Linked DNA regions of Homo sapiens: region 1 is linked to region 2. Evidence: read pairs that join two places in POLR2A ChIA-PET (ENCODE). Cell type or tissue: K562. All regions are shown on one strand. Each heading gives the region's core, and the rest is flanking DNA. Links, peaks and the distances in the headings are about the cores only.

The links. ChIA-PET counts read pairs that join two places held together with the same protein. Peaks named below come from ENCODE experiments on the same cell type or tissue, not always from the same donor. Only the 100,000 strongest peaks of a DNase experiment are listed, where the experiment ranks them.
Region 1: POLR2A ChIA-PET joins it to region 2 with 5 read pairs; 2 of 35 experiments call an interaction of 5 or more read pairs at or near these places.

The regions. Positions count from the first base shown.
Region 1 is chr7:66,866,703-66,874,384 of GRCh38, reverse strand. It overlaps the pseudogene GTF2IP23. Among named protein-coding and RNA genes, the nearest start is that of LINC02604, 34 kb to the left of the region's middle. In K562, for the core only: no CTCF peak of the experiment used is centred there; a DNase peak (open chromatin) is centred at 4,514.
Region 2 is chr7:65,728,268-65,735,949 of GRCh38, reverse strand. All of the region lies in intron 2 of LINC03006 (long intergenic non-protein coding RNA 3006), which reads left to right. Among named protein-coding and RNA genes, the nearest start is that of SNORA22, 23 kb to the left of the region's middle. In K562, for the core only: a CTCF peak has its summit at 4,310; a DNase peak (open chromatin) is centred at 4,279; H3K4me3 peaks cover 714 bases.

The DNA.
Region 1 (7,682 bases), core at 2,144-6,143, 1.1 Mb before region 2:
CCCAGTATTACAGGCACCCCCCACCATGCCTAGCTAATTTTTGTATTTTTTGTAGAGACAGGATTTCACCATGTTGGCCAGGCTAGTCTCCCCTAACCTCAAGTGATCTGCCTGCCTCGGCCTCCCAAAGCACTGGGATTACAAGCATGAGCCACTGTGCCTGGCCTGGATTGCAACTATTTTAAGACCACATTCAGCACAAGTGGTTTTTTTTTTTTTTTTTTTTTTTTAATTTTTGAGACGGAGTCCCACTCTGTCATGTAGGCTGAGTGCAATGGCATGATCTCGGCTCAATGCAACCTCCACCTCCCGGTTCAAGCGATTCTCCTGCCTCAGCCTCTCAAGTAGTTGGAACTACAGGACCCGCCACAACGCCTGGCTAATTTTTTGTATTTTTAGTAGAGATGGGGTTTCACCATGTTGGCCAGGCTGGTCTCCAACTCCTGACCTCAGGTGATCCGCCCACCTCAGCCTCCCAAAGTGCTGGGGTGGCATGAGCCACCGCACCTGGCCACAAGTGCTATTTTATTAAATACTTCTGTGGTCCCCCTTCCCCAGACAAAAAGAACAAAGGAAAAAAGAAAGGGGAAGCCATTATTCAGGGCTGGTAAAGGGTTTATCTAGCTTTGTGGTGTAAAAGAACCTGTAATACTTAATAAATTTAATAATACTTAATATTTAATAAATTTAATAAATGTATTAATATTTAACAATATTTAATGGATTTAATAAATTTATTAATATTTAGCAATATTTAATAAAATCAATCCACTGTCTAGCCCTTACGTCAAAACACCAAGGACAACTAGGCCCTCCTACCTCCTCGTAGCTTCAACTAGATAAATGCAAACATGTTGGCTCACGCCTGTAATCCCAGCACTTTTTCTTTTTTTTTTTTGAGTTGGAGTCTCACTCTGTCACCCAGGCTGGAGTGCAGTGGTGTAATCCCAGTTCACTGCAACCTCCGCCTCCAGGTTCAAGCAATTCTCCTGCCTCAATCTCCTGAGTAGCTGGAACTGCAGACACATGCCGACACGCCTGGCTAATTTTTTGTATTTTTAGTAGAGACAGGGTTTCACCATGCTGCCCAGGCTGGTGTCGAACTCTGAGCTCAAGTGATCCACCTGCCTTGGCCTCCCAAAGTGGTGGGATTATAGGCATGAGCCACAGTATTTGGCAATCCCAGCCCTTTGGAAAGCCAAGGTAAGAAGATCAGTTGAGTTCAGGAGTTCGAGACCAGCCTGGACAACATGGGGGAGACACTGTCTCCACAAAAAAAAATAAAAAATTAGCTGGGCTTGGTGGCATATACTTGTGATCCCACACTTACTTGGGAGGCTGAGGTGGGAGGATCACTTGAGCCTAGAGGGTTGAGGCTGCAGTGAGCTACAACTGGGCCACTCAACTCCAGCCCAGAAAACAGGATGAGACCTTGTCTCTTAAAAAGATAGGCCAGGCATGGTGGCTCATGCCTGTAATCCCAGCACTTTGGGAGGCTGAGGCGGGCGGATCACGACCATCCTGGCTAACACAGTGAAACCCCATCTCTACTAAAAATACAAAAAATTAGCCAGGCGTGGTGGCGGGCATCTATAGTCCCAGCTACTCGGGAGGCTGAGGCAGGAGAATGGCATGAACCTGGGAGGTGGAGCTTGCGGTGGGCTGAGATCGCAACACTGCACTCCAGTCCGGGTGACAGAGCAAGACTCCATCTCAAAAAAAATAAATAAATAAAATAAAATAAAAAGATAAATGCAAATTTGAGTCACCTACAGAGTTAAAAGGCCACAAATGTTCCAATGTTAGCTGGGAGTCTAGGAGGGAAGAAGCCTCCACGTCTGCCCCAGTCAACCCAACTAAGAGAAAGAGGTTGGCAGCCAGAGGAACAGGTAAGGCAAGCCTTCATTTGAGACCATCAGCTTCTGCAGAAAAAACATTCCATGGTCATGGGATGACCTGACTGACTGATGCAAACTGTCCATACAGCTAGTTTATCTTTGCCTCCTCTCTAGAGCCAAAATGTATTGGAAATGAATGCCACATGAGACCTATCCCTGCCCTCCTCACCATACACGCTTTTTAGGAGAGCCCACACTAGCTGATGACTCTGGAATTCTGGTGACCATGATTCTGGATATGATGCCGCTCAGCTCTGTCTTTCCAACTACCTTTTAGACATCTCTACCTGGATGTCCTGAGCATCGTGTGTCCAAAGGTGAATTCCTTCTCTCTGGCAACGTGTGTTCTCTGTATCTCCACTTTCCCTGTCTCAATAAATGGCACTGCCATGCACCTAAGATACGTGAACCAGAAACCTGAAGGGCATCCTACAGTCCTCCTTCTGCCCTACTACTATTTCTATTCACCGTGTCAACAATAAGCTGTCCTGATATTTTATCTCCTAAATATCTCTCAAAACCTCACTTCCCTTTCATATTCACTGGCACTCCCTATTCAGCATCTCATCACTCATTCAACAGTATTTAACGAGTATAAAGCATTTATTCTGTTTTTAAACAGAATAAAAACAGTGTGATCTTTGTTTTCTGGTGGCTCAACAATTACTTATTTTTTTCTTTCTTTCTTTCTTTTTTTTTTCCTGAGATGGAGTGTTGCTCTGTTGCCCAGGCTGGAGTACAGTGGCGTCATCTCAGCTCACTGCAACTTCCGCCTCCCAGGTTCATGCCATTCTCCTGCCTCAGCCTCCCAAGTAGCTGGGATTACAGCTACGCACCACCACACCTGGTTAATTTTTGTATTTTTAGTAAAGACGGGATTTCACCATGGTGGCCAGGCTGGTCTCGAACTGCTGACCTCGTGATCCACCCACCTCACCCTCCCAAAGTGTTAGGATTACAGGCGTGAGCCATGTCTCTTATCATTCATTCCCTAAACCATACCTCCTCAAAATTTAAATTAGATCATTTAATTCAGGGGTCAGTACACTTTTTCTATACAAACCAGATAGTAAATATTTTAGGCTTCTGGGCCATATGTGCTCTGTTGAAACTACTCAAGTCTGCTCTTGTAACATTAAAAACAGCCATGGACAATATGTACATCCACGGGTGATACTGTGTTCCAATGTGGTTTAGTCATAAAAATAGGCACCAGGCCAGATTTGACCCATAGGCCGCAGTTTGCCAACACCTGATTTAATCACAATGCTTCTTACTCCATTGGAATTAATCCAGAATCCTTTCCATGGCCTAGAAGGTGCTCCATCCTCATCTGAGTATTACTTGCTCCTCCAGGCTCCACTATGCTCCAGCCACCCTGACCATCTTTATGGTGCTTAAACACCGTGCCAAGTCCGTTCACATCTCAGGTCTCTGCACTTGATGTCCTACCCATCACAAACCACTCTTGCCCAGATCTTCTTTGAGCTGCCTCACCTCAAATGTCACCTCCTCAGAGAGGTCTTCACTGCCCACCCCAATAGGTCAGTACCCATCCCAATGCTCAAACATTCTAACTCCCATAGCTCTATTTATTTTCATCAAATTACTTATCACCATCTGAAAAAATATAATTTGTGGCATGTATATAGTCTGCTTCCCCACCAGCATACCACCACTAGAACAGAAGCTCCCCGAGAACAGAGACTGTCTTACTCATTCTCCCCTAAGTTCCCAGCACCTAGATCTGTGCCTGGCACTTAGCAGGGGCTCAAAAAATATCTGTTATCTAAACTGTTATTGCCTCTAGTCTCACTCCCTCCAACTCACTGGTATCCTCACTACCACTAGTGATCTTTCAAAAATACAAATGGGGCCAAATACGGTGGCTCACGCCTGTAATCACAGCACCTTGGGAGACTGAAGTGAGAGGATCACGTGAACCCAGGAGGCTGCAGTGAGCCATGATCACACCACTGCACCCCAGCCTGGGATAGAGGGAGACCCTGACTCAAAAAAAAAAAAATTGTACTGTATGGTGGTGCACACCTATAGACCCTACTACTTGAGTGGCTGAGGCAAGAGGATCACTGAGCCCAGGAGTCTGAGGTTACAATGAGCTATGATCGCACCACTGCATTCAAGCCTGGGCAACAGAACAAGACTCTGTCTCAAAAACTAGAAAAAGTGGGCTAGTAACAGTGACTCATGCCTGTAATCCCAACACTCTGGGAGGCCGAGGTGGATGGATCACCTGACATCAGGAGTTCAAGACCAGCCTGGCCAGCATGGTGAATCCTCATCTCTACCAAAAATACAAAAATTAGCTAGGTGTGGTGGTGCATGCCTGTAATCCCAGATACTCAGGAGGCTGAGACAGGAGAATCACTTGAACTCGGAAGGCAGAGTTTACAGTAAGCTGAGATCCTGTCACTGCACTCCAGCCTGGGAGCCTGGGTGACACAGCGAGACTCCATCTCAAAAGAAAAAATAAAATACAAATGAATCATTGAATCATGTCACTCTCCTGCTTAAAGTATTTCCATGACTCCCCACTGGCTTTAAGATACAAATGCAAATTATGTGGCAAGATCACTACAGTTCTTATCGCACCTTCCCACACTCTCCCAGTAGTAGACTGTGAGCTCTAAGTGGCAAGGACCAACTCCTATTTATCTTTTTATCTCAAGTGGTCAGCACAGTACCAGGAACACTGTTGGTGTTCCATAAATGGAGAATGAAATCAATCAACATTAGTACAACAACTAGCACAATGCACAAATCTAATGCAGTAACTCAGTAAGTACCCAATTTAAAAGCAATGAAGCAAGATTTTGCACAACTCTTTCCTTTTTTTTTTTTCCCCCCACCGAGGCACAGTCTTGCTCTGTTGCCCAGGCTGGAGTACAGTGGCATGATCTCCACTCACTGAAACCTCCACCTCCTGGATTCAAGCAATTCTCCTGCCTCAGCCTCCCGAGTAGCTGGGATTATAGGCAAGCACCACCACATCTGGCTAATTTTTGTATTTTTAGTACAGATGGGGTTTCACCATGCTGGCAAGGCTGGTCTCGAACTCCCGACCTCGTGATCCACCTGCCTCAGCCTCCCAAAGTGCTGGGATTACAGGTGTGAGCCACCACACCCAGCCTCTTTCTTTTCTTTGGAAGTTACTTGGGTGGGGGCTATGTTTATAACTCTGAATCTGACTTTGGATTTTGTCACCAAGATTTTACCTGGCAGGCAGTCACTCACTACTTTCCATAAGAATGGAGGGGCCGGGCGCGGTGGCTCACACCTGTAATCCCAGCACTTGGGGAGGCCCAGGTGGGTGGATCACGAGGTCAGGAGATCGAGACCATCCTGGCTAACACAGTCAAACATCGTGAAACATCGTCTCTACTAAAAATATAAAAAATTAGCTGGGCGTGGTGGCGGGCGCCTGTAGTCCCAGCTACTGTGGAGGCTGAGCCAGGAGAATGGCGTGAACCCGGGAGGCAGAGGTTGCAGTGAGCCGAGATCGCGCCATGCACTCCAGCCTGGGTGACAGAACGAGACTCTGTCTCAAAAAAAAAAAAAAAAAAAAGAATGGAGGGAGGAGGCAGGGAGAGAAGTCATGCAAATCTATCATGCTGTTTCACACTGATCGACTTGTAAAAGGGTTAGGAAAGGAGACCTAACATGCAGCCTAAAATGCAACTTAGGGATTCTCCATAGATTCCAAGTGTCTACATTCTCCTTGTCATCTATTAGCAAAGAGAACACAATGCTGACTGTTTTGCTGTATAAAATAATCTAAGAGATTCAGGAAATTTCTTCAGAATGGTCTCACCAATAGAATGGGAATTGCTACTTTTGGAAGAATTTCCATTAGCCCTTTGAAATCCTTCAACATTCATTAAGGCCAAAGAGTTCTCACCTAATTTAATCTGATGGGTATGTGAACAGAGTCTTTCTAGGGAATACAGACTCCCAAATTGTTCAGCTGGGAAGTAAGGAGGGAAGTTATTACTCAAAATCAAAGGGAAATGAAAAGAGGCCAACCTAGAATGTCGTTATTCTTTCTTGGGTTGGGGAAATGGGTTCCAGAGTCACTCTGTGACCTTTATTACATGACCTTCTTATTAGCATCTAAAAGCTACCAGTGTTGAATGCAGCCAGCCAGGTTCTCTTCTAATGTAATAAAATCTGCTTCCACAAAGCTTATGTGGAGCCATCTCCAGACTCCAGAAATAATAGGCTATAAATTACTGGATCTCCCGTTTGATATAATGAAGTATAAGCACAGTCCTGAATGACCCCTCTACATACTACTCTGAGTGGCTTGAAGTGAATTTGACACAAGAACTGGAGTGAGCACAAAGCAGAGCTAGATCCAGGATTAATGCACTTGAGCCCACTCCTCACTACTCAACTATAAGCCCAGTTCCAGAACCCAAGAAGTGGGTGGGAAACAAGGCTCCTGGCTTTTTCCCTAGTGTCTACATCTCTTTCACATTTCTTATCTCCTTGCAAAGAAACTAAACAGGTTCAACTAGAATAATTAAATGATTAAACCCTATACAGAGAATCTCCAGAGATTCACAAAACTTCACTCAAGATTGTTACACAGACAACCCTGACGATGACTTGATGCACCAGTGATCTACAATATTTGGGATCATTCCAAATTCCCATCAAGGATCCGCCTGTATCAACATGGGAGCCAAGGACCAACCATTCAAATGGGCCCTGCTGCCCAGCCTTTTTTATAATGCCATCTCTTCATATTGTTCCATTTAACAAAACTGCTGCCCATCATCTATCCTTAAGTCCCTTTGCCAATCAATGGTACAGAGCCAGAGTATGCTCCTCCCTAGCAGGAAATCAACAGGATGACCTGCTAAACAGCATTCAGAAAATGCTGAGACCCATGAATTACAATAGGAAAGAAAAGACAGAGAATTAGTCAGCCAGGTACATGCTGTGCCAAAAAATGCACTACAACCCCCACCCAATTCTGCCTAATCCTAGCTGGGATGATAGCAACCTGATGGACAGGCCTATAAGATCTCAAACTAAAACAGGAACTTCTGAACTGGGTTCTTTAGAACCCAGGAAGCAGCAGTAAATCATTAAAGAACAGATTAAGATCTTGAGGAGGTGAGGGAGGGTTTCAGATAAATGGAATGCTGGTAGAACACAGGGCCCAAAGGAGCAAAAGTTAACTAAGCCCAGGTAGAACCTTGTTTACTGAAGTATTAGGCAACTAATACTCTACAAGGTAACTTGTTTATTAGAGTATTAGAATAGGGGCAACTATTCTAACCGGAGAAATTGGCTCCAGTGAGGGTGGGGTGGCAATCCAAGGTACGACATGCATAGGGCTGGCAAAATTCAGGGTGACTGGAGCAAAAGCTTCAGAACTAGAAAGACCGCATCTGGGGTAGAGCACAAAACTCTCAGGAGATGAGTCTTTGTAAGAGTGAGGCAGAACTACTTGGCACTTTTAGGAGATCTGCTGATGCCCAGCAAGAGCATACTGGCTGTAAGAAGGGATGCAGGCGAGGAGGTTCACAAAAGTGATTCAGTCCAAGAGCCCAAACTGTGTTCTCTACTAAAAGGAATCAAGGCCCCCTAGAGAAATGGCTGACTCCATGCATAGTGCAGTATACAGATCCTGGAACATCTTTTTTGTCAGAAAGCAAGGAAGCCAACAAAGTCCAACAGGATCATATCAAGAAGACATGAGAGTCAACTTGAAGGGATAATTATTAACCTAGATAAGACAATGTAAGCAGTAAG
Region 2 (7,682 bases), core at 1,910-5,909:
AATGAGACCCAGGCTCTACTAAACATAAAAAACCAGCCTGGCATGGTGGCACACACCTGTGGTCCCAGCTACTTAGATGGCTGAGGCAGGAAGATTGCTTGAGCCCAGCAGTTCGAAGCTTCAGGAACAGTAGTATGACGTGCATTACTTTTGACTAACCAATTGTGATTAAAAACTTTGCAAAATAAATTGCTAATATTTTTATTATGGCTTCATTTTGCTGTATTGTATTTGGTTCACATGTGCTATTATTCCAGTAAGAACAGCAATTAAACTTTTTTTGTTTTTTTTTTTAGAGAATCTGGCTCTGTCACCCAGGCTGGAGTGCAGTGGCGCAATCTCGGTTCACTGCAACCTCTGCCTCCTGGGTTCAAGTGATTCTCCTGCCTCAGCCTCCTGAGTAGCTGGGATTACAGGCGCCCGCCACCAGGCTCGGCTACTTTTTGTATTTTTAGTAGAGACAGGGTTTTGCCATGTTGGCCAGGCTGGCCTCGAACTCCTGACCTCAGGTGATCCTCCCACCTCGGACTCCCAAAGTTCTGGGATTACAGGCGTGAGCCACTCCGCCCAGCCTAATGAAGCATATTTTAATCTGTTTCATAGTTTTGCCTTGTCTGGCAAGATTACCTCCTGGTTGTTACACTATATGTGACCACTCATTAGTGTCTTCTAGGCAACTATATATATATATTTTTAATGTGATATGCTTTAGCAAAACAGCGTCTACAATACTGCCATCTCATGCCCACAAGTATTAATACAGGTGTGAGTGTGAGGTGGATTCCAGGACCATGAAGAGGTAACAGATTTTATTTTAATTAATTAACTAATTAATTTTTTGGAGGCAAGGGCTCGCTTTTTTACCCAGGCTGGAGTACAGTGGCATGATGACGGCTCACTGTAACCTGGAACTCCTGGGCTCAAATGATCCTCCTGCCTCAGCTTCCCAAGTAGCTAGGACTATAGGTATGCACCACCACACCCAGCAAGATTTTGGTAAATATAAATATTTTATCTGAAATCTATTTAATATTAAACATTTATGAAATACAAATAATAGGTAACTCTTCTAGCCATCCACATTTACATACTTGAGTTTCTTTTCCCCTCAAAACAACTTCTCAGTTACAACTTACACTTAGATACAAACATTTGGTGTTTAACATTTTGTTTCCTTTATTATGCTTTTAAAAAAACTACTTCAGGCTGGGCACAGTGGCTCATGCCTGTAATCCCAGAGCTTTGGGAAGCTGAGGTGGGCAGATCACTTGAAGTCAGGAGTTTGAGACCAGCCTGGCCAACATGGTGAAACCCCATCTCTACTAAAAATACAAAAATTAGCCAGGCATGGGTGTACGTCTGTAATCCCAGCTACTTGGGTGGCTGAGGCAGAAGAATTGCTTGAACCTGGGAGGCAGAGGTTGCAAGATTGCTCCACTGCACTCCAGCCTGGGTGACAGAGAACAAAAGCAAAATATATACAGGTTCTTGACTAGATTGTTATTTCAGACCCCTATTAGGAACCCCACCATGAATTGTATAATTTTTTAATCTCATTATTTCAAAATATCAGAATTCATCCTCTGAATCCTTTATCAGAACCACTTCCCACAGACTTGGTGTTATGGTAAACTGAGGAACAGAGATACTGATATGGGAACACAGGAAGATATTCATTTTAAGGTAAGCACTGGCTCAGTGGATTCACATCTAAAAAGCTGAGCCTAGAACAAAGACAGAGGTGGGGGGTTTATAAGCAGGCTTACAAAAGCAAAACAAAGGCAGTTAATCATATAGTGCATAACTTGTGGCCTTGCATAGCTGGTGGCCTTGTAGCTGCATCGAAAGAAAAACAAGAACTGGCTAAATACAGACATTTGTAAAACACAGTCACGCTTAAGAGGCTAGGGAAAGGAGTGGCTGGGCACAGTGGCTCACACCTGTAATCCCAGCACTTTGGGAGGCCGAGGCAGTGGATCGCTTGAGGTCAGGAGTTCCAGACCAGTCCAGCCAATGATGACACCCTGTTTCTACTAAAAAAGTACAAAAAAAATAGCCGGGCATGGTGGCACATGCCTGTAATCCCAGCTACTTGGGAGGCTGAGGCAGGAGAATCGCTTGGACCCGGGAGGCGGAGGTTGCAGTGAGCCAAGATCATCCCATTCATTGCACTCCAGCCTGGGCAACAGAGTGAGACTCTGTCTCAAAAAAAAACAAAAACAAAAACAAAAAACAAAAAAAAGCTAGAGAAAGGAGAGTAACAGTAAAGTAATTTGTCTTTCTCCTTTTTTTTTCTTTCAACCTTGCTCTGGAAGAGGGAGAGGTGTCTGGAGCCTGTTCCTTTGGTCTTGGCTTTTCGGACAGCGTTATTTTATAACTGTCCTTTAAGTGAGCTGCTAAGCAGAGGAAAACTTGTTTCTTTTCCTTTTAACCTTTGCCTTGCCTGCTACTTTTCTTGAAGTGAATGAATGCATATTTATTTTTAAATTTTCTGCCTCACTGGCAGATATTAAACTGGATGTCCCCAAAAACTTGCAACCATTTTCTTACTAATAAAATCTGGAAATATTATTTATTTAGTTTTATAATAAAGACAGGGCCTTACTTTGTTGCCCAGGCTGGTCTCAAATTCCTAGGCTCAAGCAATCCTCCTGCCTTGGTCTCCCAAAGTGCTGGGATTACAGGCGGGAGCACCGAGCCTGGCCTCAAAATCTGGAAGTATTGAATATAGGGCACATCCAATCCAAGAGCATCAGGCCTCTTGTTACCGGATAGAATTGTGTTTTGGTGACTAGGCACAGTGGCTCATGCCTGTAATCCCAGCAGTTTGGGAGGCCAAGGTGGCCAGATCACTTGAGGTCAGGAGTTCGAGACCAGCCTGGCCAACATGGTGAAACGCTGTCTCTACTAAAAATACAAAAATTAGCTGAGCGTGGTGGCATGCACTTGTAATCCCAGCTACTAGGGAGGCTGAGGCAGGAGAATCACTTGAACCCAGGAGGCGGAGGTTGCAGTGAGCACCACTGCACTTCAGCCTGGGTGACAGAGGGAGACTCGGTCTCAAAAAAAAAAAAAAAAAAGGATTGTGTTTTGGTGGGGAGGGTCCTGTAGCTAAGGGCAGGGATGCTGTGACCATGTGTCCTGCCCCAGGGATTGCATCCTCTGTGTGGGTGAGCAACTTAGAGTGAGCCTGGAGTGCAGACTGTCAGCCTCTGAGGTTTCAGGTTGTGTTTTAGAGTGGACCTTGATGCCCAGCTCCACCCAGCTAACGCCAGTGGTAAATGTTTGGGGGAAACACCTCTTATTTGTTGTAGTTAACATACAAGGAGCTGGGCAAGTGACACATGGGATAAATTTTTTTTTTTTTTTGAGAGGGAGTCTTACTCTGTTGCCCAGGCTGTAGTGCAGTGGCATGATCTTGGCTCACTGCAACCTCCTCTTCCCAGGTTCAAGCAATTCTCCTGCCTTGGCATCCCAAGTAGCTAGGACTACAGGCATGCGCCACCATGCCCCGCTAATTTTTGCATTTTTGTTAGAGACGGAGTTTTGCCATGTTGTCCAGGCTGGTCTGAAACTCCTGACCTCAGGTATCCACCTGTGTCGGTCTCCCAAAGTGCTGGGATTACAGGCTTGAGCCACTGCGCCGGGCCAGAAATTTTTGAAACAGAAAGAAATAGGCTGGGCGCAGTAGCTCACACCTGTAATCCCAACACTTTGGGAGGCTGAGGAGGGAGGATCGCTTCAGCCCATGAGTTCGAGCACAGCCTGGGAAACACAGTGAGAACCCCCCCCCCCCAATCTCTATTTAAAAACATAATAAAAATTAAAAATAGGCCAAATAGGTCAAACCTGGATTTCAAAAGAGGACCCCCACGGGGATTTCATTAATTGCAGAATCAGTGCCGCGGTCCCTTGCTTCCCTCACCTACTCTTATCCCAAGTGGCGGTGGCGGCAGCGCAGAGCAGCTTCTGAAGGTCCAGGAGCTCTTTTGTTCCTCCTCTGCAAAGCAAAGGTGCCACAGGGCGCGGCTTTCCGAGAAAGCGTACTCCGCACGGTGCACCTCTCCGTCTGCAGGCGCTGAGCCCCCGGAGGAGGAGGGGGCAGGCTCGCGGAGCCCCTACCCTGGGGCGGGGCCAAGGCGTCCTCCCAGCCCGGCTTTGCAGAGCAGAGATCTGGTGTCTCCAGTTTACGGAGGCACTTTCAGAACTGATCAGAAGCCACCCCGCTTATCAGCAGATCTCAGGAGAGTGTTCAGTGGAGGCCCTGCCGGTCTGCACAGCTCACCTCCCTGGGAACTGCTCGCCTGAGCGTCGGAGCCGGCCCTGGCCCCCTGCAGCCAGAAAGTTGCAGCCGCAGGAGCCCCGGAGGCCCAGGACGCAGGGTAAGTCCCTGCCTTGTGCCTTCCCTGTGCCCAACTTTCTGATTTCGCCGACTTTCCTTTTCCTCTTCCAGGCTTCCTGTCTGAGTCTACATTTATTCTGCTTAGTCGCATAGGCAGATCATTTCCTAGAATCTCCAGGCTTTCTTTTCATTGATTTATTTTTTGGGGTAGCTTCACTGTCTAATCTCTCAGCAGCTGCCTGTTTCCAAACAGCATGAATGAATGATGCAGTCCTGCGCAGGAGCACTCTCAGTGCAAAATTGGGGCCATCCCAAACTCAGAGTTGAAGTGTCCGACTTTGTCGTCTCCTTTCCCATTAGAATTAGAATTAGAATTTTAAAATAAGTACTTACCAGGTACATTGTTAATAACGATACAACTTCAAGTTGGGAATTAAGTTAATCATGCTTTCATTCATTAAATGTATTTACTATCTTTTTCTTTTTTTCTCTTCTTTTCTTTTCTTTCTTTTCTGAGACCGTCTCATTCTGTCGCCCAGGCTGAAGTGCAGTGGCGCGATCTTGGCTCACTGCAACCTCCCTCTACGGGGTTCAAGGGATTCTCCTGCCTCAGCCTCCCGAGTAGCTGGACGCATGCCATCATGCCCAGCTAATTTTTATATTTGTAGTAGAGACAGGGTTTCACCATGTTAGCCAGGTTTGTCTCAAACTCCTGGCCTCAAGCGATCCACCGCCTCAGCCTCCCAAAGTGCTGGGATTACAGGCATGAGCCACTGTACCTGGCCACTATATTTTCTTTACGTATGTTTGCATATTATTACTTTTTAAATATTTGATGACTGATATTGGAATGAGAATCAGGGAGGAAAATAATAAAATCCAATATTCCTGTATTACAGTGCCAGGTAGGTTTTCAATATCATGACCATAGTCCTGTCACTTTCATGTCGGTGAAACAAAGTAATCAGGACTTTTTAAAATTTTCAGATGATTTAATATATGCCTGATACCTACCTTCCTTCTTTTCTTTTTTGTTTTAAGAGACAGGGTCTCACTTGGTCACCCAGGCTGGAGTGCAGTGGTGCAATCATAGCTTATTGCAGTCGCAAACTCCTGAGCTCAAGTGATCCTCCCCTCAGCCTCCCAAGTAGCTGGGACTACAAGTATGCACCACCATGCCTGGCTCATTTATTTTATTTTTTGTACAGATGACGTCTCACTATGTTGCCCAGGCTGGTCTCAAACACCTGGGCTCAATCAATCCTCTCACCTCGGCCTCCCAAAGTACTGGGATTACAGGGGTGAGCCCCCATGCCCGGCCTTGTTTTATTTTATTTTTAAGAAAATACTTGGACTAGCTGGGCATGGTGGTTCACACCTGTAATCCCAGCACTTTGGGAGGCTGAGGCGAGCAGATCACCTGAGGTCAGGAGTTCAAGACCAGCCTGGCCAGCATGGTGAAACCCTGTCTACTAAAAATACAAAAAATTAGCTGGGCATGGTGGTGTGTGCCTATAATGCCAGCTCTCAGGAGGCTGAGGCAGGTGAATTGCTTGAACCTGGGAGGTGGAAATTGCAGTGAGCTAAGATCGCGCCACTGCACTCCAGCCTGGGCGACAAGAGTGAGACTCCATCTCAGGAAAAAAAAAAGAAAAAAAGAAAAAAAAAGAAAATATTTGGGCTAGAATTAGGGTGGAAGGGATCCTCAAGTTTGCCTAGACCAGCCTCTTATCAGAGACTTTTTTAAAGCCAGTGTTTTATTGCTATATAATTAAATGTAATAAAATACACTCTTTAAGTGTGCATTTTGATGAATTTTGACAAATTTATTCATACTTGTAATCATCACAATAACATTTCCATCACCCAGAAGGTTCCTAGGGCCTCTTTCCAGTCAGCCCCGTCCCAACCCCCAGCCCTACTGATCTGATCTTTGTTGTTAGGGCATTTGTATTTTCTAGTGTTTCATATAACTGAAACAGTATGTGCTCTTGTGTCTGGCTTCTTTCCATCGGTATAATTTTTTTTTTTTGAGATGGAGTTTCGCTCCTGTTGCCCAGGCTGCAGTGCAGTAGCGCAATCTCAGCTCACTGCAACATCTGCCTTCCGGGTTCAAGTGATTCTCCTGCCTCAGCTTCCTGAGTAGCTGGGATTACAAGCATGCGCCACCATGCCCAGATAATTTTGTATTTTTAGTAGAGACAGGGTTTCACCATGTTGGTTGGGCTGGTCACTGCTGACCTCAGGTAATCTGCCTGCCTTGGCCTCCCAAAGTGCTGGGATTACAGGTGTGAGCCACCGTGCCTGGCCTTCCATCGGTATAATTTTTTTTTTTTTTGAGACTGAGTCTTGCTCTGTCCCCCAGGCTGGAGTGCAGTGGCGCAATCTTGGCCCACTGCAACCTCTGCCCCCTGGGTTCAAGCGATTCGCCTGCCTCAGCCTCCTGAGTGGCTGGGACTACAGGCATGTGCCACCGTGCCCAGCTAATTTTTTGTATTTTTAGTAGAGACGGGGTTTCACCGTGTTAGCCAGGATGGTCTCAATCTCCTGATCTCGTGATCCACCTGCCTCAGCCTCCCAAAGTACTGGGATTACAGGCATGAGCCACCGCGCCCAGCCCTATTGGTATATTTTTTAAAATATTTATCCATGTTGTAGCATGTATCAGTAATTCATTTCTTTTTATTACTGAGTAGTGTTCCATCGTAGGGATATACCACAATTTGTTTAGCTATTTATCTGTTGGTGAATATTTGGGTTTTTTCTTGTGTTGGGCAGTCACAAATAAAGCTGCTATGAATATGTTTTCATTTCTCTTGGATAAAACTCCAAGACTGGGATTGCTGGGTGTCTTTTTAATTTTTATTTTTTGAGATGGAGTTTCACTCTTGCTGCCCAGGCTGGAGTGCAATGGCGCAATCTCGGCTCACCGCAACCTCTGCCTTCTGGGTTTAAGCAATTCTCCTGCCTCAGCCTCCCTAGTAGCTGGGATTACAGGCATGTGCCACCATGCCTGGAAATTTTGTATTTTTAGTAGAGACGGGGGTTTCACCATGTTGGCTAGGCTGGTTTTGAACTCCTGACCTCAGGTGATCCACCTGCCTCAGCCTCCCAAAGTGCTGGGATTACAGGCATGAGCCACCGCGCCCAGCCTTGGTGGGTCCTATGATAAGTATATGTTTAACTTTATAAGAAACTGCAGTCCCAGTGTGGTGGCTCACGGCTGTCATCTCAGCACTTTGGGAGGCCAGTGTGGGAGGATTCCTTGAGGCCATGAGTTCAATGTCAGCCTGGGCAACATAGCGAGACCCTGTTTCTACAAAAAATAAAAACTTAGCGG